Regions from separate parts of the Homo sapiens genome. Here region 2 is linked to region 1. The links are chromatin loops, found by intact Hi-C in ENCODE. Cell type or tissue: PC-3. All regions are shown on one strand. Links, peaks and the distances in the headings refer to the core of each region. The heading gives the core; the rest is flanking DNA. Region 1 overlaps LOC105378771 (a long non-coding RNA gene). Region 2 overlaps PGM1 (phosphoglucomutase 1).

Region 1 (15,779 bases), core at 4,790-12,789:
TCTGTCTCAAAAAACAGAAACAAAAAAAAAGAAGGAAGGATAGAGTTCCTAAAATGTAGTGTGCAGATGTGCACAAGCATCCCTGGATGTCCTGGGAAAGGTGATCTAGAGATCCCCCATTGTCATAAACACTGGCCTGGAGTCTTGCCTGTCCAAAGAGTTCCCTAGACCACAATAAACACCACTCCAACTTGACTCGAGAATGTGGAAGGCTCCCTGGTTGACCACGAACATATACCCATCCACATCAGCTCAGCACATATAAATTACATGGTAGAAGTTTTGTCAGACTTTTAGTCCTTCTTTAGTTTAAACTACTATGCTTTAGAATATTTCCTCTGCAGAGCTGGAGAACATTAATTTGGACATTGTTAGAAAGAGACATGAAGGAGAGGGCAGGCCAGCCACAGCTGCCTTCATTCATGAGCAGCCTTTAGTTCTTTACGTGAAGTCTGACAGAGGTTCCCAGCCTTGATCCATACCTGCCAGTACCTTGCCTGCCTGCACGGTGCTATTTCCAAGAATAAGTATGCTGGGCATGAGTCTTGATCATAACCTGAGAATGAAGCCTCACCCCCTGTGTCTCTACAAGCCTGAATGATCTCAGAATGATCATAGCCTGAGAACTCCTGCCAGGCAGGTTGGAGCCATCAGCAGGCCCACATGGGCCAGGGAAGCAAGGCAGGATCCCACGTCTGGTGGGCAGGCAGTTAAGGTGGGCACTGCAGAAGTGATGGCACATGCCTATCCAAGGCTCCACTGTGACAAGGGGAGGCCTAAGCCTGGTCCGGAGAGCGCTAAGCCAGGCTTGAGGCGAAGGGAATCAAACTTGTATATTACGTACCTACTGCTTTCTGGGCATTTGGTTAGGCTTTTTTCATGCACAATCTCATTAAATAAATCTTCACTAACCTGCAAAATAGTATCACTGTTCTATAGAAGAGGATACCGAAGCCCAGAGAGGTTGAATGAATTGCCCATGGCCACATAGCTACTAGGTGGTAACTGGGGACTTAGAACCTACTGACTCCAAAGCCTGGACTTTAAATTGCTTTGAAATGAGTTGCCTTATCATGAGATGGGACACAGTCCTGCCTGGAGCTGGGTAGTTGAGGAAATTCATCCTTCTTGTCATATCAGGAGGCTGGAGAGATGGCCACATTTTCCAGATGACTTGGGGTTTAGGCGGGGGGGTCCATGTTCCTTGAGGGCTCCATGGATCTGCCCTTTGAATGGGATGCCTGTTTCCTTTGCCATCAGAACTCTTATCCTTAAGGGCCCAGCTGCCTTCTGCAGTCTGGGCAGGACTCCTGGCACTAGGAGACCCTACTCGCTTCCCATCCACCCAACGCCTTGCTATCCAGCACTGCCTCTACTGCCCCACACCAGGCTGAGTGAGTCAGAGATGTCGGCCTCAGCCCCTGTGTCTCCACGGGCCTGAAACACTGACTTGTGTTAGAACTGCCTGCTTCTGCTTCCCTCTCCTTCTTCAGCTTGTTGGCACTCACTCTCATTCAGAGGCACCCTGGCTCATGAAATATCATCTACAAATATGGGAATCTCTGCACCAGCCGCACATTGTTGATGGCTCTGGAGTTGTTTATAAAAATATCCTTGGCATTCCCTGCCCGACGCGGTTTCGCATCATGCTGCACTTGCAGGCGAGCTTCGCCAGCCTGATAAAGAGCCCTTTATTTGACCTTTAGGAAAGTTATGACTCACATCACCAGCTTTCCTTCCCCTTCTAGAGTGTATGTTATCCATAAAAAGGGTCATTATAAAGGTGTTGGAGAAGATTAACCCTAGTCCTGGGTTTTAAACTTTATCTGTAGGACACAGTCGAATCAGTGGTACCTTGTGACCCTAGGAACTAGTTAGCTTAAATGGGGACTTGTTAGCTCAGTCAGTAACATGTCCATTCATCTTCGGACTTGCTAGTTTAGCAAGGGGCTGTATGGTTCAGGGAGGATCTGGTTAGCCAAATCATGGGCTGGTTATCTCATATTTGGATTGGAAATTGTAGTTGGTTAATGTACTTGTAGAATCATTAACTCAAACTGGTTATAGTGCTGGGCTTTTAAAGAAAAACTCTGATATTTCTTTCCCTGAGAGGAAGGCAGTATAATTCTGCCAGAGGCACTAACTACAGACTTCAGGACTAACCCCAGCTAGCAAACATACAAGTGCAAAGAGTATGAATGGATCACTGCAGTATATCAGCATCATAGGAAGACCAGCTCTAAGCATAAGCCCAACCTTTAGCTCATATCTAGGACATTAGGTCTATGTTGTCTTTGAACCTCAAGCAGGGTACCAGTAGAGAGAATAGTGAGGACCAAATGAGATCATGTTCACCTACGTACTTATTCAGTGATGTTTCTGAGTATCCACTATTGCCCAGACGTTGTGCAAGGCACTGGGCACTGAGGACACAGACAAGATGGAATTGTGCACACTGTTTGAGGATGCCTCCTAGCCTCCCTTGCAGTTAAGATTCGTCATGTGACTGAAGTTTGGCCAATAAAACATAAGCAAAAGTGATGTGCAACACCTCCAGGAGTGGCCTATAAAATCTCCTACACAATCCTCCATGTTTTCTTTCTTCCTGCTTTTGCCAACAGATGAAGAAGGTTCAGAAAAGGACTTTGAGGCCCCACAAAATGAGGGAGCCATAAAATGGATGGATCCTGGATCCTTATCACTGCATGGAGCAGAGGCTCCTGCCAACCCTACGTTGTCTGGACTTGATATGAAAAGAAATAAATTTTCATTATGGGAAGCCACTAAAACTTAGGGATTTTTTGTTGCAGCATTTAACCTGTCCTGACCAATGCACGGCCCTTCACCTTTTGGTCCCTGCACTCTCCGCAGACCTTACATTTTTCTGTTCCAAGAAAGACCATCAGAGAGTCCTTCATCTTCCTTCTGCTGCATCCTTGACTTGTCTATTTGTCTTCTCCCTTGCATTCTCCATCCCCACCATCCACCAGGATGAATCCATCCACCTGGGTCCTTGACCTCATCCTTCTATCGCTTTGTATTCTGTTGACTGTACTCTGCCTAAAAAAAATACATTCAACTTTCTTCTCTCCTTAAATACAAGATAGTCCCATTCAGTGTTTGAGTAGCTGAGATAAATCATCCTCCTTATCATCCCAGGAGTCTGGAGAGATGGAGAGATACCCAGATTCCACAGATAGATATGGGGTTCAGGCAGGGGTCCATGTCTCCCTGGAGCTCCCTTGATCTGGCCCTTTGAAGGGGATACCTATTACCTAAAATAAAGCATGTGGATAAAATTTTAAAAAAAGAAATAAAGTATGTGGAAGGTGTTTATCAATTTGAATCCTCCTAAAGCAACTGACCTATTTGCCTCTGACCCTTCGTGTCTTAGTCTGGTTGGGATTCTATAAAAAATATCATAACCAAGTAGCTTATAAACAACAAGAATTTATTTCTTACAGTTCTGGAGGCTGAAAAAGTCCAAGATCAAGGCAGATTCAGTATCTGGTAGGGGCCCAATTTTCGGCTCATAGACAGCACCTTCCACATGGCAGAAGGGGCAAAAGGTCTGTCTCAGGCTTCTTTTTTTTTTTTTTTTTTTTTTTTAAGATGGAGTTTTGCTCTTTCACCCATGCTGGAGTGAAGTGGTGCTATCTCAGCTCACTGCAACCTCTGCTTCCCCAGGTTCAAGTGATTCGCCTGCCTCAGCCTCCCGAGTAGCTGGGATTACAGGCATAAGCTACTACGCCCAGCCTCAGGCTTCTTTTATGAGGGCACTAATTTCATCCATGAGGGTTCCAACCTCATGACCCAATCACTCCCAAATGCCCCACCTCCTAATACCATCACCTTAGGGTTGGGGATGTCAACATATGAATTTGGGGGCACAGAAACAAGCACTTCACAAGTTAATTTCTGATGAATAGGTCAGAGTTACTCTTTCTGCCTTACCACTCATTGACACCTTAGCCCACAGCAATCTGGCTTCCTCTCCCACTGCTGTCATGATACTTCTCATTCAAAGATCATTAGTGATCTCTAACTGTCAGCTCCAAGGGACTGTTCGCAGGCTTTTTCCAGCTTAATCTTTCAGAAGTTCCTGACACCTGACCAGCCTCTCCTCTAACTCACCCTTGCACAATGTTTTCAGCCCTTCTCTCTCCTGGTTCTTTCTGCTGCCTCTAAATGGAGGAGTGCCCCCATATTCTGCTCTCAGCCAACTCTTTTCTCTCTAAATTTGCTTATTTGGCAAATAGGGCTATTATTGCTACAGATAATAAAAACTAGCGTCTATGGAATATGTATCTGAGACAAGTGCCAAGCATACCACATGCATTATCCTGCCTAACCCTAACAAAAACTCTGTGAGGTTAGTGGTGTCATAATCTCATTATAAAGATGAGAAAGGCTAGGCAAAAAGCAAGGTTAAGTAAGTTGTGCAATGCCACATGGCTGGCATGGGTTGGAGCTAGACAAGGCCAGTGCCTGCCCATAGCATGCCCTTTTTCAAATATGAAATCACCATTCTCGTCCACTTCCAAAAAGGGCACCCTATGGGCAGGCACCGGCTTTCCTCTGGGCAGGTGCAGCCCCATTTCAGAGTACTTGGTTTGGTAAGCACAGGGAGCATTTAGCCCCACTCATCTCCTTAACCAAGCTCCCTACTGCAAGGCACAAAGTACAAGAGTGTACAAGGCACTCATGGAGCCAGAATTCAAACCCTGGCCTCTCTAACTCCAGAGACACCGTGTCTCACCAATCCCCTATGCCCCTACCTCACAGCATGTTGTGAGGATTAAAACTAAACAGATCATGAATGTAGAGCACTTGGCTCAGAATTTGATGTGTAAGAAGTACGTGATATAAAATAGTCACTATTATTGTCATATTATTCATATCACCATTCCCATCCACTTCTAAAGCTTCAACAAACTCATTCATCAAATGTTTAATTATTGCTCATGTGCCAAGCAGTACGCCAGGTGCTGAGGTTTCAAAGATGAATAAAACACTGTCACTGCCTCATTGTATTGAAAATCTAGCAGGAAAGAAAGCCACACAAACAATGAACTGAAAAAGTGCCAAGCACAGTAACCAGAGGTGATACAAAGTGCTGTGTGAGCACAGAGAAAGCATTACACCAGTCTGGGTTAGGGACAAGGACCAAGCAGATTTTATGACGGCTTCAGAAGGGAAGGAAAATTTTAAAGGAGTCTGGATCGTTAGATGCTGGCTAGTCTAGATGACTTGGAGGGACAATCTAGAGAGAGGAAACTGCAGGAACAAAAGCAAGGCATGGCAATAGGGAAGGACATGGTTATGTGGCCTGGAGTTTGCACTTGTCAACCAGAAGTCATTGAAAGTATCTAAGCAGGGCTGGGATGCAGTCAGATCTTGGTTTTAGAAAGCCCTGGCATCTATAACAGTGTTTGCACATAGTAGGAGCTTAGTAAATGTTTAGAAAAATGGATGAATGAATGAATGGCTTGAAGGAAACCTAGCCTCCATGGTATAAGCACTGAAGACATTCACACATCAATTTTAAAGTCCTCTGGGGTTGCATAAACATGTGTGCTCACACTGTACTGTGGGAACAAACTTGTATTTACAGAATGTTAGCACTGAAAGAGTCCCTGATGAGGAACCACTCCTGTCTAACTCTACCAACCCAGAAGCTGAGGCCCAGAGAGGGAAGTGGCTTGTTGAAGTGATTCATCTCATGACCCAGTCTCAATTTTGGCTGCTGCAAGTGTGACCATCCATAAGTCTAATGGCCTTTCTAAGTTTCTGATTTGATGAGGTGCTTGCTTTAGGGATTCTGTTTTTTCTCGAACACACATCTTTCATATTTCTATCTCCATAACTTGCTTATATGCCTGGGCCCCTGCTAGAATGCCTGCATCTGTATTCTTTCCAAAGATGATTCATCCTTCAAGCCTCTTTTCCTCCAAGAAGCCTCCCCTGACTACCCTGGCATAAGCGGTCTTTACTTTCACTAGCAGCAGTTCTTGAATACTTATTGTATGCTAAGAACTGTGCTTGGCAATTTACATTCATGCATTATTTATATGTAATAAATGTAAAATGTGTTTACATTTATTACTTAATCTTTACAAGAGGCCTATTAAATGTGGGCTATTGTTATCCCCAGTTTACAGAAAAGGGAATGAAATCCCCATCAATATAAGAGCTAGTCGTGTACTACACAGTGGGTTAAATTCTTTCCATGGATTATCTAGATTATCCTCACAACAACCCCATTAAGTTGGTACTGTTACTATCATTTTCACTGAACTGACAAGAAACCTGAGTCTCAGAATGGTGAACTTATTCAGATTCTCACAGAGATTAGGTCATGCATCCAGGATCAAACCCAGCCCCACTGGCTTCCCAGTGAGGATGATGACTTGCCCAGGGTCATCCCCAAGCACAGGTGGTACCCCCTGATCTGAAAGCCCATGCTTCACCCCCTGCTCTAGACAGCCTTCCATCACCCAACTGTCCATCCAAACCACCACTCACTTGGTTCTTTTTCTTGGTGGTTTTTTGTTTTTTGTTTTTGAGGCAGAGTCTCGCTGTGTCACTCAGGCTGGAGTGCAGTAGCAGGATCTCTGCTCACTGCAACCTCTGCCTCCCAGGTTCAAGCAATTCTCCTGCCTCAGCCTCCCGAGTAGCTGGGATTGACAGGCACCCACCACCATGCCTGGCTAATTTTTGTATTTTTAGTAGAGATGGGGCTTTGCCATGTTGGCGAGGCTGGTCTCGAACTTCAGACCTCAAGCGATCCACCTGCCTCGGCCTCCCAAAGTGCTGGGACTACAGGTGTAAGTCACCATGCCTGGCCCTCATATTATTTCATTAATGAATTATTCTTTACCCTTTAGATGGTATTTATTCATTTGTGTGTTGATTCATTGACTCTGTAAATATGCTTAGAACTTATGCTAAATGCCAGCTCTTTGAAAAGGTGTTTGATGAACAAGTCAACATGGTCTCTGGTCTCACAGAGTTTGCAATATGTTGGAGTGCCTTTTAAGTGGCAATCCTCATATTATTTATCTCTTTTTTTTTTTTTTTTTTTTGAGTCAGTCTCAGTCCATCACCATATTGGCCAGGCTGGTCTTGAACTCCTGACCTCAAGTGATCCACCAACCTTGGCTTCCCAAAGTGCTGGGATTACAGGTGTGAGCCACCGCGCCAGGCCCTTTACTTGTTATTAAATAGCATGTTTGTTCCTATGTTTTTCTTCTCTAGCTGGATCACAATTTCCTTCTGAACAGAAAACGTGCCTTTGAAACCTCGGTATCCCAACACATGAGTGCTTATGCAGTATTGATTAATTGGTTGATTAATAAGATGACTCAACTACAGAATTAATTTTGCATTTTTTTTTTTAGTATGGAGGTGTTTGTATAAACCAGCAGCCCAAAGGTACATTGCAGAAATGGTGATTGCAAATCCCATTTACTTTTCATACCTTATAAAGTACAGCCCAAAATAAAAATGTCATGTGCTTAAAAGAAAAAAAAAATTGAAATTCATATCTCTCTTGAAGGATTACCTTTTTTAAACACCCCTGAGTCCCTAGAATGCCACCAAGTAGTTGCTCTATAAATACTGTTAATCAATTGGTGCATAGAGACACATTATATCTTAACAGTGAGGAATATTTTTGTTAGGTTTTTGGTCCCCTAGACTTTTATTGTAGCTTAAGTCCCATTGATTTTACACTGGACCTGATTTCTTTATGTGAATTTCCTTCCTCAATAACATAAGGGCCTACTCCCTGAGAACAGATTGTAAAGTTTTGAAATAGCTTTGTACAAGGAAAAAAAAAAAAAGCAAGCAAGCAAGAAAGAAAAGATTTTACTGCCAGACTATTTTTCCAGCTCTTACATCAGAAGTCAGATGTTGCCTGTTGGTTTCCTTCGCTAAGGACCAGCTTTAATCCATCGTGTTGTCGCCTTCTACTGGTGACAAATGGAAGGTGACTTGTTCTATAAGGCTAGGGCGTGGAAGCTTTTTGCCTTTAAAATATTCAGCTGCTTTTGTAGCTAAGAACATTTTGTTTTCAACAGTAAATCTACCAGCCGGTGGCAGGCTCGATTTACTCACCTAAATAAAAATCTTTCCCCAATTCTCAGGGCCCTCCAGGACTAATTTTACAGCAACTCTTACTTTCATTGTATCATATTCATATCCTACAATTTCACTCCATCAGAGCTTCTCCTAAGGAACTCTATTTTTCATCATTGTTTCCTCTGCACCTAGCACAGGTCTGGAGACAGAGTAGTTACACAATAAATGTTCATTGAATACATGTATGTGGAAATTAATTAAAGCATGAAAGGAAGGGAGCTCCAGAGGGAGATTTTCTTTTAATTTTTTTTTTTGTTTGAGACGAGGTCTCACTATGTTGCCCAAGCTGGTCTCAAACTCCTGAGCTCAAGCAATCCATCCGCCTTGGCCTCCCAGACAAACTGCTAGGATTACAGGCATGAACCACCGCGCCTGGCTAAGAGAGGGAGATTTTCTATATGTCTCTCAGCTGGTGGCAAGCTGCAGAAAGCCACATTTGGTTTCGTCATCAAGAAGTGCTTCAAAATTTTCATCAGCAGATTCTAAAATCAGGGTAAAAACTATTTTTTCCCTTTTCCTCTTTTTCCTGTAGCTGAGCAGAATTAAATGCCTGACATTGTTTAAATCAAGGTCATTAGGCTCTCAGACTCTCAGGCTGTGCTTTTCACTTTTTTCTTTGAGGTTCTTGGTAATTGCAGGGCAGCTGAGTTTTTTTTTTTTTTTTTCTAGAAGGCAGAATCAAAGAAACTAGTCAGCATAGCTGTGATGGACATTTGCAGGTTGTACTGTCTAGCATCAATCTTCCTTTCCATTAGGGGAACACCTGTTGTGGGTAGCTTGAAGGGACAGTGCCCTGCCTCCTTCTCCTGGTCTCCTGGCAGCCACGAACCTGGCATGTAAGCCAACATCAGCCAGTTGAATACTCTTTGACTCATGAGGGGATGGTGAAACTTGAAAGGTCATTACAGTTATTTTATAGTAGCAGTTGTGGGGGTGAAGGGCACAGACCCAGGGATAAGCTTGGCTGGAGAGTCCATGCTTCCATCAGGAGGCCATGCCCCAGACATAGCACCTTCCAGGCAGTGAAAGTTGGGGCTCCAGCATCTCCAAGCGTCTTGGCCCTCTGGAGTTGTCTTGTGTAATGGTTAATATTGTAATATTGTAATGGTTAATATTGAGTGTCAACTTGATTGGATTGAAGGATGCCGAGTACTGTTCCTAGGTGTGTCTGTGACGGTGTTGCCAAAGGAGATTAACATTTGAGTCAGTGGACTGGGAAGGTCAGACCCACCTTAATCTGGGTGGCAAAATCTAATCAGCTGCCAGCGCAGCCAGAATAAAAGCAGGCAAAAGAACATGGAAAGAGTAGACTGGTTTAGTCTTCTGGCCTACATCCTTCTCCTGCACTGAATGCTTCCTGCCCTCAAACATTGGACTCCAAGTTCTTCACCTTTGGGACTCAGACTGGTGTCCTTGCTCCTCTGCCTGCAGATGGTCTATTGTGAGACCTCACCTTGTGATTGTGTGAGTCAATACTCCTTAATAAACTCTCCTTTATATATACATCTATCCTATTAGTTCTGTCCCTCTACGGAACCCTGACTAATACACCTTGGCTCTAGCCTCTGTTCCAAACATGGTCTTCCAGACTTTCTGGAAATTTTGTGAGCCCACATTGGAAGATTTTCCAATTAATTACCCTTTTGACTCAACTAAACCAAAATCAGTTTCTGCTACTTGCATTACTTGCATCTGAAAAAAATTTAATGAATTTATAATGAGCAAAGGAAAAGAGAAGTCAAAAAAAAAGAGAAAGAGAAAAAGAATGAAAAAAGGAAGGAAGAAAGGAAGGAAGGGAGGGAGGGAGATGAAAGAGAAAGATCCTGGAGTCTTCTGGTTGGCAAATGTGTGCCTATCATATGCTCAATGTATAGTAGGCACTAAAGTTGGATCAAAGAAAAGTTCCTTTATGAAAAACATTAACATATTACAGGATGCTTGTTTGGTAGTCTCCTTACCTGATCCCCATCTCAGCTCTAGAGTTGAGTCAGATAAACTCAAATCACCTACTCAAAGCATGTGGTCCATCCAGCAGGAACCACCTGTGAACTTGGAGAAATGCTGAATCTCAAATGGTCCCCAGACTTACTGAATCGGAATCTGCACTTACACAAGGTCCCCAGTGCACATTACAGTTTGAGAAACACCGTCTGTGAGACCATAATTACGTTGCTTACTCTCTCATGTCTCAGAGTTTTCATCTGTACAATGTAAAAAATAATAAGACCTAATTCATGTATACGGTAGAAGCATATGAAATTGTAAGTATTAAACCAGTTTGACCTATTCTAACCTACTACTTGTTTTTAGGATTCAATCAAACTTTCCATAGAAAGTGCTTATCACAGTGCCTGGCACAAAGGTAAAATCGGAAAGCCTGGGATGTGGAGAAATGCCTGCACATGGGTGCCCTGCTATTGTGTGTTGGGTTACCTCTCCAGCCTTCACTGTGGCCATTCTAAAATGGGTGCTGTTGTGGATTCATTCATTTAGTGGAAAAATACAGGCTGCCTGTTGTGGCCAGGCACTGTGCTAGGGGCTGGTGATACCGCAGGGTGGCAGAGCTGCTATGCCCCCTCAGGTCTTCTCATTTTGCGGTTAACTGGCCCAACAGACTCTCAGCACCCATATGTCTTTGCTTTAAGGCCTTTCTTTTTTTAAATGGAGGAAACCTGCCATACCCATGTACAAGACAGAATAGACAAGTCTTAGAATTAACACCCCCAGGGCAGCTCTAGCTCCCCCACTCCTCAGGCAGGTAAACTCTAAGGCAGGTATTTGACATTAGCTCCCAGTGTGTCCCCAGTGGAGTTAAGCTCCAGCTTCCCAGATGGTAAGGTGATTTAAAAAATTCATTCTTCACTGGTCTCCTTCCCTACCCTGCCTCGCCTCCCTACTCCCCTACAAGAGTTGCCTGAGACCACTTCCTAAATAAACCATTTGCACTAGAATCTTAGTCTTGGAGCCTGTCTGTGAGGAAGCCCCCCTCAAGATGAGCTACATCCCTGCCCTCAGAGGCACACCCTGGCTCCAATCATTTGCTGTGCTATCAGATATTATTTTTGAATTATTTACTTAACAGCTATTAAGTGGGGCTGGGGATTTCCTATGAACAAATGTCATAAGTAAATGCTGATTTCCTATGAATAAATACTGTTTACAGAAATGACCCAATTACTACTTCTTGTTTACTGGCCAAAGCAGAATCTATGTTCAGGAAAATTTGACAATATTTCCACCCTTTCTAGAGTTCTGGTTCCCTCTTGGGTTTTCCTTGCTGACTTCCTAAAGTGGACTTCTTAAAAAGGCACTTTAAAAGGTTTTGAAAATTAGAAAGTTCCCGGCAAATAGCACGAACTATGCATTCATCCTGTGGTTTTTAGAACTTCAGCAGATTATGCATGAGTCCCACACATAAGAATTTTTGAGTTTCACAAAAACTCAGCAGAGATTAGCCTGGGCCAGCAAGTGTGTGCTTCATTCCATTCCCACTGACGGTCGCCATCTCCCTCGGTGGGAGCAGAACCAGTTTACATCTTGCCAATTTAATCCCATGATGTCTCGGTCCCCTGTGTAACTCAGCATCCTGGCTGGCCACTGCCTGGCTGTCCCTGTATTCACCTTCACCTGCCCTCTTGGTGCTATCTGGGCTGCCTTCCCTTCAGCATTAAGAGACCCTGATAGACAAGAGCTTTGGGGCTCCACAGCCAGATGCCAAGCTGAGCCTTGCACATGACTCAGACTTAGGACATGACTTCTGCAACCGCCTGCGTCCCCACCTGACCCTCAACCCTTCCCCAGACCCTGGGTGGGAGAATAAGAGTCTTGATAGAGAAATCCCCAAGACATGAGCAGCCTTGCTGGGGACTAGGAGCAAGCAGGCATGCGGGACCCCTGGACGGTTCGGGGCCTCCAGAACTTCCTGCAGAGCTTCCTCACTCCTTTTTCTCATGGCAGCTGAAGGAAGTGAGTGAAACGCTGAATCCAATTTGAACTGACAACTACTTAGAGGGCATCTCCTATATCCCTAGCGCCATATGGATCCCCATGCAGGGAGAAAGATGTTTCAGATTCATAACATGTAGTCTATGCATTTGAGGAATTCATAGGCTTCTTATTAGAGAAATGATTTAAACACATTAAATGATTAATTAACAACCTGAATCTGAGTCAGTTGCAGTACAGACCACTGGGTCAGTTTTTTGGAGATGGAAGGAGCGACACGGAGACAGAAAAAATAACTTTTATTAAACATCTACTTCCTGCCATGTATTTAACGTTCAACTGCTCATTGAATCTTCCAATCACCTTTAAGACAGATATTATCATAATTACTATTCTAATTATTATTATTATTTCCATTTAACAAATGAGGAAACTAGAGACAGAATAAAACAATTTGGTTACACAGCCATTGAAGGGGCAGAGCTGGGATTTTAAGCCAAATCTGTCAAATTCTAATTCTTGTGGATTTTTTTTTTCTCACTGCAGCCTTGACCTCCTGGGCTCAAGCGATCCTCCCACCTTAGCCTCCCCAGTAGCTAGGACCACAGGCACATGCCACCACACCCAGCTGATTTTTTTTTTTTTTTTTTTGTAAAGACAGGGTCTCACTATATTGCTCAGGTGAGTCTCAAATTCCTGAGCTCAAGGATTCCTCCCTCCCACCTCAGCCTCCCAAAGTGCCTCACACAGATGTGAGCCACCACAGCCAGCCTTGTGGTCCTAATATTACATCAAATCCAGATTTGGACTGAAATTATTTGATTTAATGTAGGGAGAGAAAATTTCAGTGCGGATGAGGAATCTGAATGGCACGTGAGAGCTGGTAATATTTGGACAGACAGAGGAGGAGGGATGCTGTTCTGAGTGTGAGAAATAATATGAAAGGCAATGTGTCATGGAAATGGATGTGTGATGTCTGGCACCTAGAATAGGACCTGGTGCAGGGAAGATTGTAGGATGGATGGATGGACAGATGGGTGGATGGGTGGATAGATGGATGAAGAAGTGGATGGAAGAAGGGATGGATGGATGGATGAATGGATGGAAGGATGGATGGTGAATGGATGAATGGATGGGGGATGGATGGATGGAGGGTGGGTGGGTAAGCGGATAGATAGATGTGTGTATAATATGATGAGTGGACCAGTGCATGGGTGAGTGGGTGGATGGTTGGATGGATGGATGGTTGGATGGACAGATGGACAAATAGATGAATGGATGGATGGATGGATGGATGAAGGAGTAGGTGAATGGATGGAGGGATGGATGTATAAATGAAGGAATGAATGATACATATATATGGCATAATGGTCACTTATAAAACATAAGTACAAAAATAGTAGTGATTTTTGGCTGGGCACGGTGGCTCACACCTGTATTCCCAGCACTTTGGGAGGCCGAGGTGGGTGGATCACCTGAGGTCAGGAGTTCAAGACCAGCCTGGGCAACATGGCGAAACCCCATCTCTACTAAAAATACAAAATTAACCGGGTGTGGTGGTGTGCACCTGCAGTCCCAGCTACTCGAGAGGCTGAGACAGGAGAATTGCTTGAACCCAGGAGGCAGAGGTTTCAGTGAGCCAAGATCATGCCACTGCACTCCAGTCTGGGTGACAGAGCAAGACTCTGTCTCAAAAAATAAAGAAAGAAAGAAGGAAAGAAAGAAAGAAAGAAAGAAAGAAAGAAAGAAAGAAAGAAAGAAAGAAAGAAAGAAAGAAAGAAAGAAAGAAAGAAAAAGTAGTGATTTTTAAAAAGTATATCAAAATCTTAACTTGAAAACCAATGTTGTCCCTCAAATGTGTCATCTCCAAGAGTCTATGGATATTTTGCCAGGAGGATTTTGAAACTTTGTTTTAAATTTGTACTTTGGGCCTGGCTGAGGCAGGAGAATCGCTTGAACCTGGGAGGCAGAGGTTGCAGTGAGCCGAGATCGCACCACTGCACTCCAGTTGGGGCGACAGAGCGAGATCTGTCTAAAATTTAAAAAAAAATTTTTTTTTTTACTTTCCCATTTTGGAGCTGTGAGATTTTGGGGAATTTTCTTAACCTCTCTGGGCCTAGGTTTCTTCATCGATATATTGGGGATAATGCTTCACAACATTCTTCGGAGGAGAACCAATGCTTGTAAAGCTCTTAACACAGTGCCTAACACTCAATAATGATAGGTAAACTTTACATATAAATAAATACTGTGGAGCAGATTAATTCGAGGCCTTTTTGTGGCCAAGAGCCTACCTAACAAGCATGACCTATCATTTGTTAAAACCATTTTCAGGGAGACAGAAGTAGTCTAGACTAAAGTGTGCTAATTAAGACTCGGAACCACCCCGATTCTAAAATCCAAAAGATAGTTCAGCAGTGCAAGGACTTCAATTCAGGGACTTTGAAGATAGAGTCATGTTGAAATCTAAATGCACCCATTGTTTACTTACACAGCAAATAAGAGTGGATTGCATCTCTCCATGTGGACCCCTCAGGCTGCAGTCATTGCAGCTAGACTGTGGCCACAGCAAGAAGAAGTCATGACAGACTTTAACCAGGGCACAGGAAGAGGCCATAGGGCAGATCCAGGCTTGCAGAGCTTATAAGAGATGGGAGATCTGGCCAGGCGTGGTGGCTGACACCTGTAATCCCAGCACTTTGGGAGGCTGAGGTGGGTGGATCACAAGGTCAGGAGTTCAAGACCAGCCTGGCCAATATGGTGAAACCCTGTCTCTACTAAAAATACAAAAATTAGCCAGGCGTGGTGGCAGGCGTCTGTAGTCCCAGCTACTTGGGAGGCTGAGGCAGGAGAATTGCCTGGACCTGAGACGCAGAAGTTGCAGTGAGCCGAGATCATGCCACTGCACTCCAGCCTGGGCAACAGAGCAAGAGTCTGTCTCAAAAAAAAAAAAAAAAGAAGAAAAGAAAGAAGTGGGAGACGGAGACCTGGCTGGGCACAGTGGCTCACACCTGTAATCCCAACACTTTGGGAGGCCAAGGCGGGCAGATCACCTGAGGTCAGGAGTTCAAGACCACCCTGACCAACATGGAGAAATCCTGTCTCTACTAAAAATACAAAAATTAGCCAGGCGTGGTGGCGCATGCCTGTTATCCCAGCTACTTGGGAGACTGAGGCAGGAGAATCACTTGAACCCGGGAGGCAGAGGTTGCAGTGAGCTGAGATTGCGCCATTGCACTCCAGCCTGGGTAACAAGAGCGAATCTCCATTTCCAAAAATAAAAAAGGGAGACCTTCACTGAGGAAAACAAGAAACAATATTATGATTGCACATTTTACCAAAGCATATAACCACATGAGCACATTGCTAGGGTGCTTCCCAGTGGGGCCTTGCATGGGGTCAGAGCAAAGGCAGGATCCTGAAGCTTAGGCTTCACTAGCCTCATGATACATCCACCTCTGGTCCTAAGAAGCAGCCCCTGCCTCGAAATAGGACTGTTTTGCCTTCAATAAACACAATCTGATCTTGCATATAGACCTACGGAACCTCAGCACCTAAATATACTGCAGAAAGTATCTATCTAGCTCACTCATTTTATATGCAGGGAGAATGAGAAGTGAAGTGTTTCGGTCAAGGTCATACAGACTGGAATAATTAGAGCCTAACAGGCAAATGAATTCCATGGGAAAGAA
Region 2 (15,779 bases), core at 3,218-11,217, 75 kb after region 1:
GGGCCACACACCCACTCGCACCCACACACAAAGCAGGTCTTCAAAGTTGTTTTGATGAGGACACTTCTGCCCACTTAACCAAGCCAAATACCCTTCAATTATTTTTGTCTCATTTCCCCGTTAGGGTAGAGATAGCTCCAAGGAGTGCTGCATGCAGCCAACTTCAGCTGTAAACACCAGGTGGCTGACAGGCTCCACTCTCAGAGCCCAGGCAAAGAGGGCAAATGCAGTCCCACGAAGCAGATTTGTGAACAAGACACCCTGGTGTGGCTCTCACTGCTCCTGCCATCCCTTAAACCAGAGCCTCTCTGGGCATTCATCTCTGAGAAGGCCATCTGCAGCTAAAGTTGCCCCATGCCACCTAGCAAGTTAAAGGTCAATCTTAAAATGGAAGTGAGGGAGCTTAATTTACCCCTGGTTTTCTTACATCACTGTCATTTTGAAACCTAAGAAATTATTTTTACTTCACACATGCAATCTATCAGGAAAAAAATTATCTAACAGATTTATTCATTGGCCACCAAAGATTTAAGAAAACAGTGTTCAGTTCTAGAAGAACAGATACCTCCAAAGTTGCCCTGAATAACCAACAGCTTGGTCATTCCTTTGAATATACAAAAAAACAGGCGTGAGGATGCACCAAGTCCTTAAAAATGTAAGCAAAACACGGAAAAAATATACATATGTTTTTCTGAGTACACAGGGTTGGATCGAGTTTTTATTTAGAAAAATAATATGAACATGAGATTCGTTTTTAACATTTTCTCAGTTTTAAGCATACTTGACTTTTAATAAAATGTTTTTAGGGAAGCAGTTTAAGTCCTTTGTATTTGAAGAAACTAGGATGTTTAAAAATATTTTACCTAAATAAATTTCATATCTAATTCCATTTGATCCCTGAGATTTTATTAATGATCTATTTAAATACATACATGTGTGTTCTCAGCCAGGCATGGTGGCTCACACCTGTAATCCCAGCACTTTGGGAGGCCAAAGTGGGCAGATCACCTGAGGTCAGGAGTTCGAGACCAGTCTGTTCAACATGGTGAAACCCTGTCTCTGCTAAAAATACAAAAATTAGCCAGGCATGGTGGCGTGCACCCGTAGTCACAGCTACTTGGGAGGCTGAGGCAGGAGAATTGCTTGAACCTGGGAGGCTGAGATTGCAGTGAGCTAAGATCGTGCCATTGTATTCCAGCCTGGACAACAGACCAAACATGCACTGAGGAATTAAGGTTTTGAAGGGAAAAGTGAATCATCCCTTGAGCAACAAAATCTGAGTCTTTTTATACTAACTTGTCAAGTAGCATCCGAAAGTAGACAGGCACTGGTAGCTGCCAACTGCCCTCTGTCAAGAATGCCGCTGTGTTCCGGGGCTGCTCTGCACAAGACCAGCAGGAATAACAGGCTCACAAGCAGAAAGTAGGCCACTGGCAAGGGAGCCCCTTCAAATGACAAATGGGCCTGGCCCATGTGCAGGAAATACCTCGAGACATAACATTAACACAATTCACAAAACACATCTATTATGTTGAAAACCAGTCAGCCAAAAGACGACTACTTTTTATAGCTTATTTTGGGCTCTTAATTTGTTTTTAAAAGTCAAATTCTTTAGAAATTAATTGAAAAAGCAAGCATGCTTTATTAACAGTTTACATAACCACTGTTTTTCAACGTACTATAAATGATTTTTTAAATTCCTATTTTGTAAGTTCTGTGCCAAGTTTTCCCTGGTTTTATATGGGCTTGTGAATTAGGCTGGCATGTGTGTCTTGACATATCCGATAATAGATCCAGATTTATAAAATATCATTCCAATAATCTTTTCATTGGAATAACAGAGCAGCCAACCACATAATTGGTAGTTTTCTTAATGAGATCTTGAAATCCCAGGGTAAATTTGGGGGTACTTGGGCACAAGGATATTCCCACATCCCATACCAAAGCCTCTCTGCCCACATAATACACCACACTCCAGCATAGTCTCTGCTGGCAGCCTCCCAGTCTCTCGGTGAAGTTCTTTCTGAGGGCAGAATTACGAGAGCAACATTTTAAGCAACGACACATGCCAGGCATGGTGTTTGTCAATATGCAAAACTATACCAAAAGAACATAATCCTTGCCCTAGAAAAGCTTCTATTCTAAAAATGGGCCTGATCATAATTTTATGAACACTATAGAACTCAACCCCATATAAAAATATTACCAGAAGCAGCAATGTTAGATGGACTGTGAAGTATAGTAAAAAAGAAGAGACATTAAAAACATTAAGCTTCCTAAGACACTCAGACTAAGTGGGGCAGCTATTAAGAAACTCATTTGTTTTAGCTCTCCAGCAAAGGTTGAACTTCATCTTCAGAAACGTTACTGTCGAGCATAGCGAACCCAATTTGGCCTAATGAATTCGCCTGCATTGCCAGTACTCCTTCACAATGACACAAATTACATTTAAACCATATGGGGGATTTAAGGATTACTCCCTTCAGACAAGGAACTTTCATACTGGTCTTGGGTCCAATCAATTTCACAATGGCAGAGTTATGAACCCCTTCGCTCCCAGCCTTGCAAAGACTCCAGCTTCCATTTGCATCAGCAGTGATACCTTCCCAGTAGAGCATAGCAGAAACCGTAGACTTACCAATCCTTTATTCACTCTTTCTTTTCTATGTTTCTTTAAAAAATATTTAATGGACAGTTAATAATGGTGTCCCAGGCCCCATGTGAGGGCTGGCCTGAATGGGTTCACCTCTTCACACCAAGAATTCTTTCTTAGCTAATGTCCCAGGAGTGGGCATAAGGGATGAGCCTGATAACCCTATTTCCAGGCATAAGCACTAGAAAGAAAGGCAGAAATTTGGCTTAAAGCAGCAGGGTTAATCAGACACTCCAGCCCAAGGCCCTATGCTTGTGATGGCTGCAGGTGCCTGTTCCAGAGGGCTTGAAGTGTTTGTCCCCAAGAGTGGAAAACGGTTATTCATTTCTCCAGCCACCAGTAACTAAGCAGGTAGTAAATGCTCAGCCCCAGGCAAGGCACTACATTCTAACGGGAAGGGCACAGGTTCAGCAGCCAGATACAACTAGGGCTCAAATCTTTCACTGTAAAATGTATGAGAGGTACAATCTAGAGCAAGTTACTTAACTCATCTGAGCCTATAAAATGGGGATAGCTCTGAAGTTTGTTCAGAAAACTGAAAACAGGTCACATGTGAAAACACCCAGTACTGTGCCTGGTATAAGGTAGATTATCGGTCATTGTCAGCCCCCTTGTCCTTCTGAGCCTCAATTTCTTCATGAAATAATACCTCTCTCCCAAGGTTTTTGCGAAGATTGCCTCAGTTAATGTCTAGGAAAGCCTTTATGAACTGGAAAATGATGTAAAGATACAATTTTTTTTCTCACATTCTGAGTGGGGTTGGAGATAGAAACAAAGGTGGATGGGCCTCTGTTCTCAAAAAAGTTCACATCAGAAAGGAGCCATCATAGCGGGATGGCCTTGGTGCTATCCTGAAGGTGTGTTTACAGAGCTGCGGCTCTGAAGAGGTTGCAGTGACAGGGATGAGACTGGAGAAATAGTTGGGGCAAGTCTATGGAGCCTTGTGAACCGTGCTAAACTTTATTTTGAAAGTGCTGGGGAACTATGGAAATTTGTAAGCAAAAAGAATATAAACCAATATGTTTTTGGAAAGTTGACTGGCTGGCAGTGATGCCTTGAATGGCTTGGAGAAATAAGAGTGGAAAAAGATTAACCAAGGCTTGCAAAAAGGGTCCCATCCTTAGCTGGGGTGGCTTTGAGGGTCCCAGTCAATGTGATCTTGTCCAGCACTGTTCCTCTGCCAGCTTTCTACACACAACTTCAACTCTGAGTTCTTGGCCCAGTTTGAGCACTGCTTTTGTTTTTTTCCTCTCCTACTGTGAAGATACTCCTTGAACAACCTCTTTCCTCTGACCCTTTTTCCATACTGTGCTTTCTACTCATCTCCTCTCTTCTCTGAGAACTGTCCCCCAACTATTCCATGAGAGTGAAGGCCTGAGGCCAGGTGTCTACTCCAGGACCCTGACTCCAGGCCATGAGCAAATGGGGTAGACCCCTGACTAAAGCTGGACCACTCATGTTTTCTCTCCTTGGAATCTAGAATTGGGACTCAAAAGTGTACTAGCCAGATTAGGTTAGCCCTTGAACCAGAAAGACAGGTAAACTTATGAGCTGTGGGGCAAGAACAGTTGAGGCATGAGAATATCCACAGAACTGCTGCTGACAGCCTGACAATATGTGAGAGTCCGTGACAGCTATGCAGGATCCAACTCGGGATCATTCATACATCTCTAAGAGTTGTGGATCTGATGTACGGGAAGAATCAGAAAAGAATTCGAAATAGTATCAAGCAGAAAATAGGTTAGATGAATCTTCTCACGTAGGTAGGGCTTGCAGATTCATCAGACCTGAGAATCGGGAACAGGGGCTGGGAACACAAGCCACTGGAGAATCCCTTTTGGCGCTGGTATTCTGGACTCGGTGCCTCCACATCCAGACCCTTGGCCGAGCCACACCTCACCCAGCTGGTGTCACCCCAATTCAACTGGAAAGGTAACCCCTCATCACTTGAGGTGAGAGAATGGTTTTTTAAGTAGGCATTTTAAAACATACTCTCTTAAAATTAAGTGTACAGATGATGAAATATATCACATAGGATACAAATAATAAAATGAACATAGTATTAATATTTTTGGAGTAAGGGGGGGAAAACTAGGTATATTTGGCATTTGAAATACATTTAAGAAATGTGGGATATTAGTTTATCTAAAGATTAGCCTTGTGGTTCCAGTTTATAATTAAGTGCAGGTTGTGTTACTTATTTAGACAGGATTTTAAGTTTAAGGAGGTATGAGAAGAATTTTATGAGAAGAATTTTATCAAAATTATAAACATTAGTGGAACATTCCAGAAAACTTGGACTGTATTATATTTATAAGTTTAAGTCATCACATGCAGACAGTATACTATAGTACTTGAGGGAATGGCCTCTAAAGCCAAAGTGACAGGGTCTGAACCCTTATTCTACCAGTTACTAGTAATATGATCTTGGACAAGTTACTTAACCTCTTTGTGCTTCCATTTCCTCATCTGTCAAGATGGAGATAATGATAGCAGCTCTACTTTACTTGTTGTAGTCAAGTTTGAATGAAGCAATTTACAGATAGTTCTGAAACCAGGGTGGCTATAGTATGCCCTGTACAAGGATCTGCTGTTATTATTTGATTACATGAGAACAACTTGAATACTTGAAAAGTTTTCCTTATTAGACAAGGAATTTTAAAAGAAAACAAATATTTGACTTAAAAATTTGAAATATTCATAGGTGCTTGATTAAATGAGTTTGTAAAAAAAAAACCACACACACTGAGAAACCTAATTTCCATTGACAAATGGGTCAGCAGAGAGAGAGGAAAATGAAACAGATGTGCTGAGACAACCAGGAGACGCTGCCTGGGTTCCTCTTGTTTCAGGGTCTTTTTTTTTTTTTTTTTTTTTTTTTTTTTGTGGGGAGGCAGAGTCACTCTGTCTCCCAGGCTGGAGTGCAGTTGTGCAATCTCTGCAACCTCTGCCTTCCAGGTTCAAGCAATTCTCGTGCCTCAGCCTCCTGAGTTCTCGTGCCTCAGCCTCAATCCCACCTGAGCTGGGATTACAGGTGTGTGCCACCATGCCCTGCTAATTTTGGTAATTTTAATAGAGACAGGGTTTCACTGTGTTGGACAGGCTGGTCTCGAACTCCTCATCTCAAGCGATCTGCCCGCCTGGCCTCCCAAAATGTGTCTCAGGGTCTTGAAGTCCATCTGCCCCACCACTGCCTGTGGCTGCAGGAGACGCCCCTCTCTCTGTGTGCAGTCCTTGTGTGTCAGGCCTCATAGGGGCTCACTGAACCCTAATTGGGCTTCTGCTACTTATAGCTGCTTACATCTCTTTACAGGGCTGACCAGGGCTCCGTAGTACCTGGGTCCTGTTTGCCAGCTGTGAGCCAGGCCTCACCTGCTGTCCAGTACAGGCAAGAAAAGGAAGAGAGAACACTTCCTCCCCTTCTCCTTTGAGCTCCCTCAGTCCACAGCAAGGAGACAGGCCGAGTACCATTTTCTGACTAGGGGACCGTGGGCAAGGGATGTAGGCTCTTTGTGCCTCTATTTTCTCACCTTTGAAACAGGGATTGAAAGTGGTAGCTACTGCATAGATTTGTTGTATTAAGAGACAGGAGTTTACAAATGTAAAGAGCTTAGCACCAGCTGGTTCTAGTGCTTTGCAAGCCCTGCGTAAGTATTAGCCTTTAGCACTGCTCTGAATCTGAAAACAAGCAGGCGTGTTTCATACCCAACAATTGGGACGGGCCATTGGCTATGTGCATTTTAGTAGAGTTAGGAAATGTTCTCTAAAGAAAAGGAGAAATTACATTAAAATTGGAAGAAGGTACAAGGTCAGAAGAATTACAAGGGCCAGATGGCTTAGAGCTCTACAGAATCCCATGTTCACAGAGACTCCTGAAGTAGATTTTGAAAATAAAAACAAACATAACAGCTGCCTCTGCCTCAGAGAGTGTACAACCTTTAGCACGCGTCAGTTGGCTGTCCATCTGTTCACCCATCCATCTACCCAATATGTCCTATATAGACCGATGTGTTGTATTCATTTCACCAGGCACTGTACACCTCAGGAAGACTCAAGTTGCCAAGAAACTTTTGGTGCAGAAGGAGAGATAGATAAGCCAACAAATCATTTTAAAATGGAGTAAAAAGTACTCATCTGGGAGCCTACAAGAGAGCTATGAGCACTCACAGGGCAGACAAGAAGCCATGGAAGGCATTCTCCATCTGCATAATTGCCATTCTGAACCCATGTGGTTACGTCTGAAAACAATCTCCTCAATTTGAAGATGTGCAAGGCTTAGGAACCCCTTTTCATAAGTAAGGCACGTGTGAAGGAGTCTCCTGTTTTATCAGAAATGACCCATATTCAAACATTTTGACCTATAAAAACAGCCATTTATGTGGTTCATATAACATTTTTCTATGTCTTTTATTTCCTTTTTGGAGAATTCTCAAGACAATTTGAATTTCAATCCCTTAAGAATATTCACTTGGCGCTAACAGAAGAACTTTCCCCATTCTAACTTACCAGGAGCACAATTATTAAAATTCTTTGGTAAAAAGAGAACCAGTTAAGGAATCGCTTTATTTTCAAATCATTCATGGTCATATGTTGCCCTCTTGTGGTGGAAAATGGAAAAACAAGCAAGATTGCCAGCAGCCTCGTAAGGGGCAGTGCTTCACTCACCTCTGCCCAGAGCAGCCTTGCACAACTCTATGGGCTCCCTTCACCAAGATCACAAGGGAAATTGTGCCCCTTTAAGTTTTGTGGCAGGCAGTGGTTGGCCCTCCATCAAATAATTAAAATATGGTGGGACTCTGGGGCTTTTAAGAAGAGGAGAGAACTCCTGACCTCAAGTGATCCGCCTGGCCAACATGGTAAAACCCCGTCTCTACTAAAAATACAAAATTAGCCAGGCATGGTGGCAGGGCCTATAATCCCAGCTACTCAGGAGGCTGAGGCAGGAGAATCGCTGGAACCCGGGAGGCGGAGATTGCAGTGAGTCGAGATCGCGCCACTGCACTCCAGCCTGGGCAACAGAGTAAGGCTCTGTCTCAAAAAAAAAAAAAAAAAAAAAAAAAAAAAAGAAGAAGAAGAAGAGGAGAGAAATGGTGAGGTTATTTTCTGTCTGTCTCATTATTAAGATCATTTTCAATTATATGGTCTGGCCAAAATAGGATGTCCGGCTGTAAAGGACATGAAAGAAGGTGGCCACAAAGAGGGAACATCCTTTTCGATGGGGTCCTTGTAAGCCAGAGTTTCCATAAAATGCAGAGAGTGAAGCCTCCTTTAGAAGGTTCTGAAAGTAAATGAGGAAAGGTATGTGTGAAATGCTTCTCACAATGCCTGGCCATATAGTAGACACTCAATAAATGTTATCCAAACTACTAAAAACAGAAAGGGTATTGATAAGGACTGATCACATCCTTCTAACACATCCCCTGATCTCGAAAGCAGGTAAGCCTAGGTAGGAGGGCATAGATGCAATGGGTTTATCTGTGGATAAATACTGATTAAACATCTCCAATGGTCCAGGCACTGGAGGAATGGGACAGGTAGCAGAAGGAGGATTTAAAGAATCAAGTACAGTCCCTGCTGTAACCACTGGGCTCTGGAGTCAAACAGGCCTGAGCCTGAATCCTTGCTTTGCTCGAACCTTCTAGTGGTATATGGCCTTTCTGGCCTCAGTTTCTTTATTTGTAAAATAGTAAGGACAATGATGCCTGCTCAAAGGTAGTAGAAGATAAATTCAGTAGGCCACAATGTGCTGGGTCATGTTTCAAATGCATTACAAGCATTAACTTATTTAATCTTCACAACAACTGTATAGGGGCTTATTATTCTCAGCCCTTATCCTAGGGATAAGGAAAATGGGGGATACAGAGATTATGTCATCTGTCCGAGGTCAGGTAGATTGTGGAGATGGGCTTTGATTTAGTGAACTGTCTGTATATCATTCATTTTACATATAGATTTGATTCAGCCAACCCAAGTTAGAAGGCTTGCTCTAAGAAGACACCAGGTCATACGCAGTCTGTCTCCAGAGCCCAGACATGTAACTATCATGCTACCTTGCCTTGTAATGTAATATGCAGCCAGGTGAACAGCAAAGACTCAATAAACAAGAGCTTTTAAAGCATGTGGGTAAATGTGGGCATCTGTGGGAATTCCTTAGATGGGCAGTGGCTCATGGGGGCAGCAGCAAGGCATTCTCTCTTGGCCTCAATCAAGGCTTCAGTGAGAGCAAGGCTTTAGGGATATAAAAAGTTGGACTTTCCTTAAAAAGTTTAGGAACCCCTAGACTGTAGCGCTACATAACTATTAAAAAGGGTCTTGAGGAATAGAGCACAGTGGAAATCCAGGTTCAAATTCCAACTCTTGATACTTTTTAGTATCTTGGAGATCTTGGGCGAATCACTTAGCTTCTATTTCTGCATCTGTAAAACAGAAGTCTAAATACCAATCAATTAAGAGTTGTTGAAAAGACTATATGAGATCATGTAAAGTGCTCAGCACAGTGAATATCATTACATGTAGGTTTTCATGCAGGCTTAATAACAACTCAGTGGTGTAGGTATTCTCACTATTCCCATTTTACTGATAAGGAAACTGAGGATTAAAGAAGTTACACGAGTTGCTCCAGGACTCACAATAAATTGGAAAGGCAGGCTTCAACACCAGTTTTAAAGCCAAAGCTCACGTTTCTCATCATTGGGCTATGTATGGCTCCTTTGGATGATCAAATTTGTTTAAACTTGAAGAAAATTAAGAGGAAATAGATCCCAAGTGACTCCCAAAGGGCTACTGCCCAAGTGCAAAGTATATGTGCTTTGGTGTCTGTACAAAACCCACCTGCATTTGGTGGACAGAGTATAGATGTCATGGTTGAATGGTGCACTACTCCCGCCCCCTCCAAAAAAAAAAAAAAAAAAAGATACATTGAAGTCTTAACCCAGGAACCTGGGGATGTGACCTTATTTGGAAATAGGGTCTTTGCAGATGTAATCAAGTTACAATGAGAGCATACTGGATTAGGGTGGCCCTAAATTCAATGACAGGATTTAGGAGAGGGAAATTTGGAGACAGAGACAGAAGAGATACATAGGGAAGAATGCCACGTGAAGACAGAGGTAGAGATTGAAGTTACACTGCACCAGGGATTGCTAGCCACCACCAGAAGCTAGGAAGAGGCAAGGAAAGAGTCTCCCCTAGAGCCTTCAGAGGGAGCATGGTCCTGCTGTCACCTCGATTTCAGACTTCTAAGCTGCCAGAAGTGCAAGAGAATAAATATCCATTGTTTTAAGCCACACAGTTTGTTACAGCAGATAGCAGCCCTAGGAAACTGCTAAGTGCTTAAAAAAAAAAAAAAAAAAAAAAGATAAGCCAACTCCTTTTGCAGCAGAGTGGCTGGTCTGAGTGACAGGCAGTCTGGGTAGACTATTCCTCTACCCTGCCCCCCAACCCCCTACACCTTTTCTTTGCCTCAGAGTGTTTGGTTTCTAGCATTAAGTAACCCTGCATGGGCCATGCTCCATATACACAAACAAGCTTCCTCCTTTGCTCTGTGGTATGGAGAGACTGCATCTCACTCATTTTTAACCTCAGTACCTGGAATGGGGTTGGGCACATACAGATAGTCAATAAATGTGTGAGTGACTAAAATATTTAAGTGAGAGCATCAAACGACCCCTGTAATTAGTGTTTCTGAGCAAGGAGGCGAGTTTTCAGGCAGGAGTCAGGAGTGGTTTCCCTTCCTGAGACCAACCTCAAATAGAAAATTACTCCCCTAATCACAGACAACTTCCCAAAGCACAAGGTGTCTACAACAGAGGGCACTCTGCCTGGAACTGGCATTCCAAGTAGTTGCAATAGCACAAAGTCTTGTGCAACAATTACGAACAGAACTAGAAACTGCAATAGTGAAGGAAGTAGAGCCAGTTAGTCTGCATGGTTGAGGCTGAAAGCTTATAATTGCTTCCCAGGATAACTGCAGGCAGAGTGATGAAGGAGGGGTCTTCATGGCGCTACTCAACATGAGGTAGAAAAGTGGTGAGAGTAAGAGAGAAAAAGAGATGAATGCAAGCGAGAAAAAGAGGGTCCCAGCTGACCTAGCATCCCAGCCCCTTTCCTAATATTAGAGCAGTAGGATACAACACAACCACACTGTATGTCAAAATTTTTTTTGCGTCTATAAATGTATAATTTAACTTAGTGAACTATATATCAATCATTCTACGTATGGGTTCAGGCCAGTTGACCCAAGTTAGAAGGCCTGTCCCAGTGAAGACAGTAGGTCACATGCAGATGGTGTCACGTGTCACGTAACCTGCTGGTTAAAGAAAGAGAGTCAGAGCAAACTGATAGAGCCTTTTTTTTTTTGAGACAGAGTTTCGCTCTTGTTCCCCAGGCTGGAGTGCAATGGTGTGATCTCGGCTCACTGCAACCTCTGCCTCCCAGGTTCAAACGATTCTCCTGCCTCAGCCTCCCAAGTAGCTGGGATTACAGGCACGCGCCACCATGCCCGGCTAATTTTTGTATTTTTAGTAGAGATGGGGCTTCACCATGTTGGCCAGGCTGGTCTCGAACTTCTGACCTAAAGTGATCCACCCACCTTGGCTTCCCAAAGTGCTAGGATTACAGGCCAGGCGTGAGCCACCACGTCCAGCTCCTGATAGCCTTAATATGTTACTGGGCAAATACTTCAACCCAATCCTCCTTACAAATAGCATTTTCTGAGAAGGAGTCTCGCTCTGTTGCCAGGTTGGAGTGCAGTGGTGCAATCTCGGCTCACTGCAACCTCCACCTCCCCTGGTTCAAGCGATTCTCCTGCCTCAGCCTCCCGAATAGCTGGGACTACAGGCATGTGCCACCACACCCAGCTAATTTTTGTATTTTTAGTAAAGACAGGGTTTCACCATGTTGCCCAGGATGGTCTTGATCTCTTGACCTTGTGATCTGCCTGCCTTGGCCTCCCAAAGTGCTGGGATTACAGGTGAGAGCCACTGCGCCCGGCCTACAGATAGCTTTTTAGGTTTTTGATCCTGTCTCCAAAATCCTCCCTTCCCTCAGGGCCATAAGAGAATTCCCAGGCTGGGCCTTAGGATAATTCCCAGACTGGGTCTTATGTTGGCCTGTGTATAAAAGAAAGCCTCAGGGGTTAAGGACCTGTGTGACCTCAGGGGTTAAGGCAGCTGAGTCACCGGCGGCCTCCCTCTTCCCTTCCTGCAATGCTGGAGTTAGGATGAGTCCTACTTTACAGTCTAAGGCTGTGCTTTTACTTTCTACAAGGATCTCCTTGTTTTGCAAGGGCTGCTCCCACTACACAGAATGTCTTCTTCATACCCCCATGTCTACACTTTTTCCTGGCTTCCTCTTTATCATCCTTCAGGACTTGGCTTAAACACATCTCCCCTGGGAAGCTTCCTCTGACCACCCCTGCGTGTTCCCCTCCCTAGGGCCCCCAATACACCCTAACGAGGCACTTCTCACACTATATTGCAATGCCCACTTGCGGAGACCGTTTTATGCACTACTGCATGCCCCAAATACACAGCACTGTATTAAGCAATAAGAAAACATTCAGTAAATGTTTCAGGGATGGAAAGCACCCCATCAAATCTTATTCACGGAGATTTCTGGAGCAAGTGGACCTAATCAACTATTCACCAGAACCACTATCCTAAAACCATAAGGGGTAGACCTGGCATACAAACACCAAACACCGTAACCAGTACTTAAGCTACTCAGGATCAATTTTGCTTACTTTGGGGCTGGCTGCTGTGTTCTTTTGAGAAAACTTAAGTATCAGGCTGACGACATATTACTGAAAACCTAAAGTTATACAGAACAGTTCTCCCTCCCCCCAGGCTCTGTGCATGAAACACTCTCTGTAAGAAAGATATTTCTGTTCTGAAATTTATAAGCTAATAGGTGTAGAGCATCTTGACAGGTCATTGGCAAATCTGGGAAGAAGAGAAGTTAAAATGAGGGGGTAATGGCCGGGAAACCTTTTGCAAGAAGTTTAAAGTGTCTGTATTTCCCATCAAAACCCCCAACATATTAATTTCACAAATGAGTAAAGAAGCAGCTCAAGCAATTTGCCCAAGATTAAACAGCTAATAACTACCATGTCCAGGAATCAAACTCAGATCTCACACCAAAGATTATATATACTTTTAACATAAATTTTAACATAAAAGATGTAATTTTGATATTCCACTAAGATTCTCAAAATGGCAAAACGCCTGTAACTTTTTTTTTTATTATTCTTTAGCACATCTGAATTTTGGACTTTGAGAGAACTAGACGAAACTGTGTGTAGAGATTTGTTTTTGGCAAGAGGCTTACATTAGTCCAGTGGAATGACTTTCCTGAAGCAACATTACAGTTTCAAAAACAACCAAATAATTCATATTTGAGTGGCACCTTAGAATTCACAAAACCTTTGTATGTACATTATTTCATTCTATCCTCATAAAATTCTCTGATATAGCATATATTGGAATTAATCCCACTTTACTGGTGAGAAAACAGTTTTAGATAAGTTAAGCAGTATACATGATATTGTACAATTAATTATGAAACTGAAATTTGAAGCAAAATCTCAAAGTCTTCACTTCCAACCCACTACTATGAACTGAGGTTATGTGGTAAAATTAGGTAGCCACCAAGTGGTCTGACTTCCATTTGGAACCCATTGTAAGTTGAAAATATCATCAGTCAAAAATGCATCTGATCCACCTAACCTACCAAACATCATGGCCTGGCCTAGCCTACCTTAAATGGGCCCACAACACTTACCTTAGCCTAAAGTTAGGGAAAATCATTGAACACAAAGCCTAATTTATAATAAAATGTTGGAAGATCTCGTGTAATTTATTAAATACAGTACCCTGTATTGTACATTATTGGTCGTTTACCCTCGGGACCGCGTGGTGGACTGGGAGGTGTGGCTCACTCCTAGAGTATCATCCTGCATTTTGCTAGCCTGAGAAAAGATCAAAATCCAAAATCCAAAGTATGGTTTCTACTGAATGTGTATCACTTTTACACCACTGTAAAGTTGGACAACTGTAATTCATCATTCCATGGTAAGTCAAGGACTGACTGTAATAGAATTCGCACCCTGTTGTAACTACCCATGGAGTGCCTGTCTCCCCCACCAGCATGAGCACCCTAAGCACAAGGACTTTGTCTTACTCATCCTGTACCCCCAACCACTGTGCACAGTGCCTGGCATACAAAAGTGTTCCGCAATGCTTGTCAAATGAACACATTCACATGTCCCAGGAGGTTTCCAGAAATGCCAGCATACATTTCTTGCAGCTTCCCATCTGCAGCAAGACATTGGCCTGGGCCCAGTAACCATTCCACAGATCCATCCTGAAATATCCATCCTTAGCTAGCCACTGCTAGCTGGTGACTCAAAACAGGTGAAGATCTCAGATTGATGGGCCTGTGGCTGAGATTTAGAGCAACTGTGAACCTCTGCCTGACAGAAAAAGTCCAAGGGATAATGTGTGGACAGAGGCAGGATAGGACAGCCAAAAAGTGAGGGTGGTAAGAGGCACAAAGACCCTCCCTAGGCCCATCTTCTTATCCCCTCCCTCTGCCTTCCAATGGCCTCAGTATTTGGAATAATCATAATAATCATAGAATCATCAGAATCTTCTCTTTACTAACCAGTTACAATGTCAGGCCCTATAACAAGTGCTTCACAAATTTTATTTCATCCTCACAAGAATCTTTCAAGGCAGATATTACGATTACTCTTTCGAATACCACTTCTACATATGGAGGAGCTGTCTATGGCAAACTGTGGGGTAAGTGATTTTCTCATGGATTTGACCACAAAGCGGTTAGAGTGAACTGTGTGGCCCAGCCCAGAGAGGAAGCTGGGCTTTCATGACAGGTGCCAGTCTTATCCCTGATTCCATCTGAGTTTTCTACACTGATTTCCCTTTTGCTTCATTTCAAAATCTTCCTTTAAAAAGCACTTCATCTTGTTCCACAGAATGCATTTTTCAAAGTCCCCATGGAGGTGGTATAACCTAATAGTTTTATTGCTAAATCAAAAGGCCTTTCCCTGTCCCCACCCAGTTATACCATCCCAGATCCATTTTCTGGCCTCTGAAGTCAGGGGACAATTTCACACAGTCGAGGTGGGCACTGGCTTAGCATTTGGGTTTCAAGTTCTATGGTTTAGAGCTGACAGGACTCTCTTCCTCGGTCAGGGCCGGGTATTTGGCCATTTTGTCGGTTTATATTTTAACAAACCTTCCCATTTTGTACAGCTCCTAAATGCCTCACCAAAGCAGGTTTAAACGTTTACCAGAATGGAAGAGAACTGTATCCCCAGGCCACTGCGGTAGGCTGCAGAAAGCAGAATGCCAGACTCTGCCTCAGCAAGAACTGTCTCTTAAGCTCCTCTCTACAGGTCAATGTGCTTGAACAGTATAAAATACAGTAACTCCCTTTAAACAGTTATGCCAGTTGAGTACATTCATCTCAATTAGCATTATCTCTTTCAAAACAATCACCTTGGGAAACAACATATTTATTCAAACAATGCTGACACCTCTCTAACTCTTTTAGTGGGTAACTGTTTTTACTGTCTGCGGCACTTTCTTTGAAAGTCCTCAGTCATGACAAATCTCATCCTTTGAGAATAGATTTGAACTTTGGAAAAAGACAAAAATTGGCTGGAGCCATGTCTAATGAATAAAGTGGGTGATCAAATCTTGTTACATCGCTTTAGGTGAAAAATGAGGCATGACTATAAAATAATGTGACTGGTTTTCCTAGGTGACCCATAAACTGACTGGCTGAAAGATAATTCCCATAGAGGAGTTTCAAATGCTTTGAGCACTACACGCATCACTGGAGTGCGTGCATGGTTCCCAGAGTGGCGATTTGGCAGGGTACGATACTAATTTGGATATATAAGTTCAAATATGTTTATAAAAAAAGAAATCTGATTGCTTACCCTCACGAAAATGAAGAAGCTATTCTGGAGAAATGTCGCCTCCTTTTTTTGACAGCCTGGTCTGCTGTGGACAGAGAGTCTGCCAAGAAAGACACACTTATCTTCTGCAGAACGCCTTCGCTGGGCACACCACCCATCCCAGGCACACTCGCCTATCCCAGG

The links. A loop is a pair of places that touch in the nucleus more often than their neighbours do. Peaks named below come from ENCODE experiments on the same cell type or tissue, not always from the same donor. Only the 100,000 strongest peaks of a DNase experiment are listed, where the experiment ranks them.
Region 2: it touches region 1 in a loop (12-fold over the local background); 21 of 110 quality-filtered maps call a loop at or near these places.

What each region holds. Positions count from the first base shown.
Region 1 is chr1:63,684,301-63,700,079 of GRCh38, reverse strand. All of the region lies in intron 1 of LOC105378771 (a long non-coding RNA gene), which reads right to left. Among named protein-coding and RNA genes, the nearest start is that of ROR1, 82 kb to the left of the region's middle. In PC-3, for the core only: a CTCF peak has its summit at 7,973 (motif pointing left); a DNase peak (open chromatin) is centred at 7,949; H3K27ac peaks cover 1,670 bases.
Region 2 is chr1:63,607,490-63,623,268 of GRCh38, reverse strand. All of the region lies in intron 1 of PGM1 (phosphoglucomutase 1), which reads right to left. Among named protein-coding and RNA genes, the nearest start is that of PGM1, 22 kb to the right of the region's middle. In PC-3, for the core only: a CTCF peak has its summit at 7,239 (motif pointing left); a DNase peak (open chromatin) is centred at 7,258.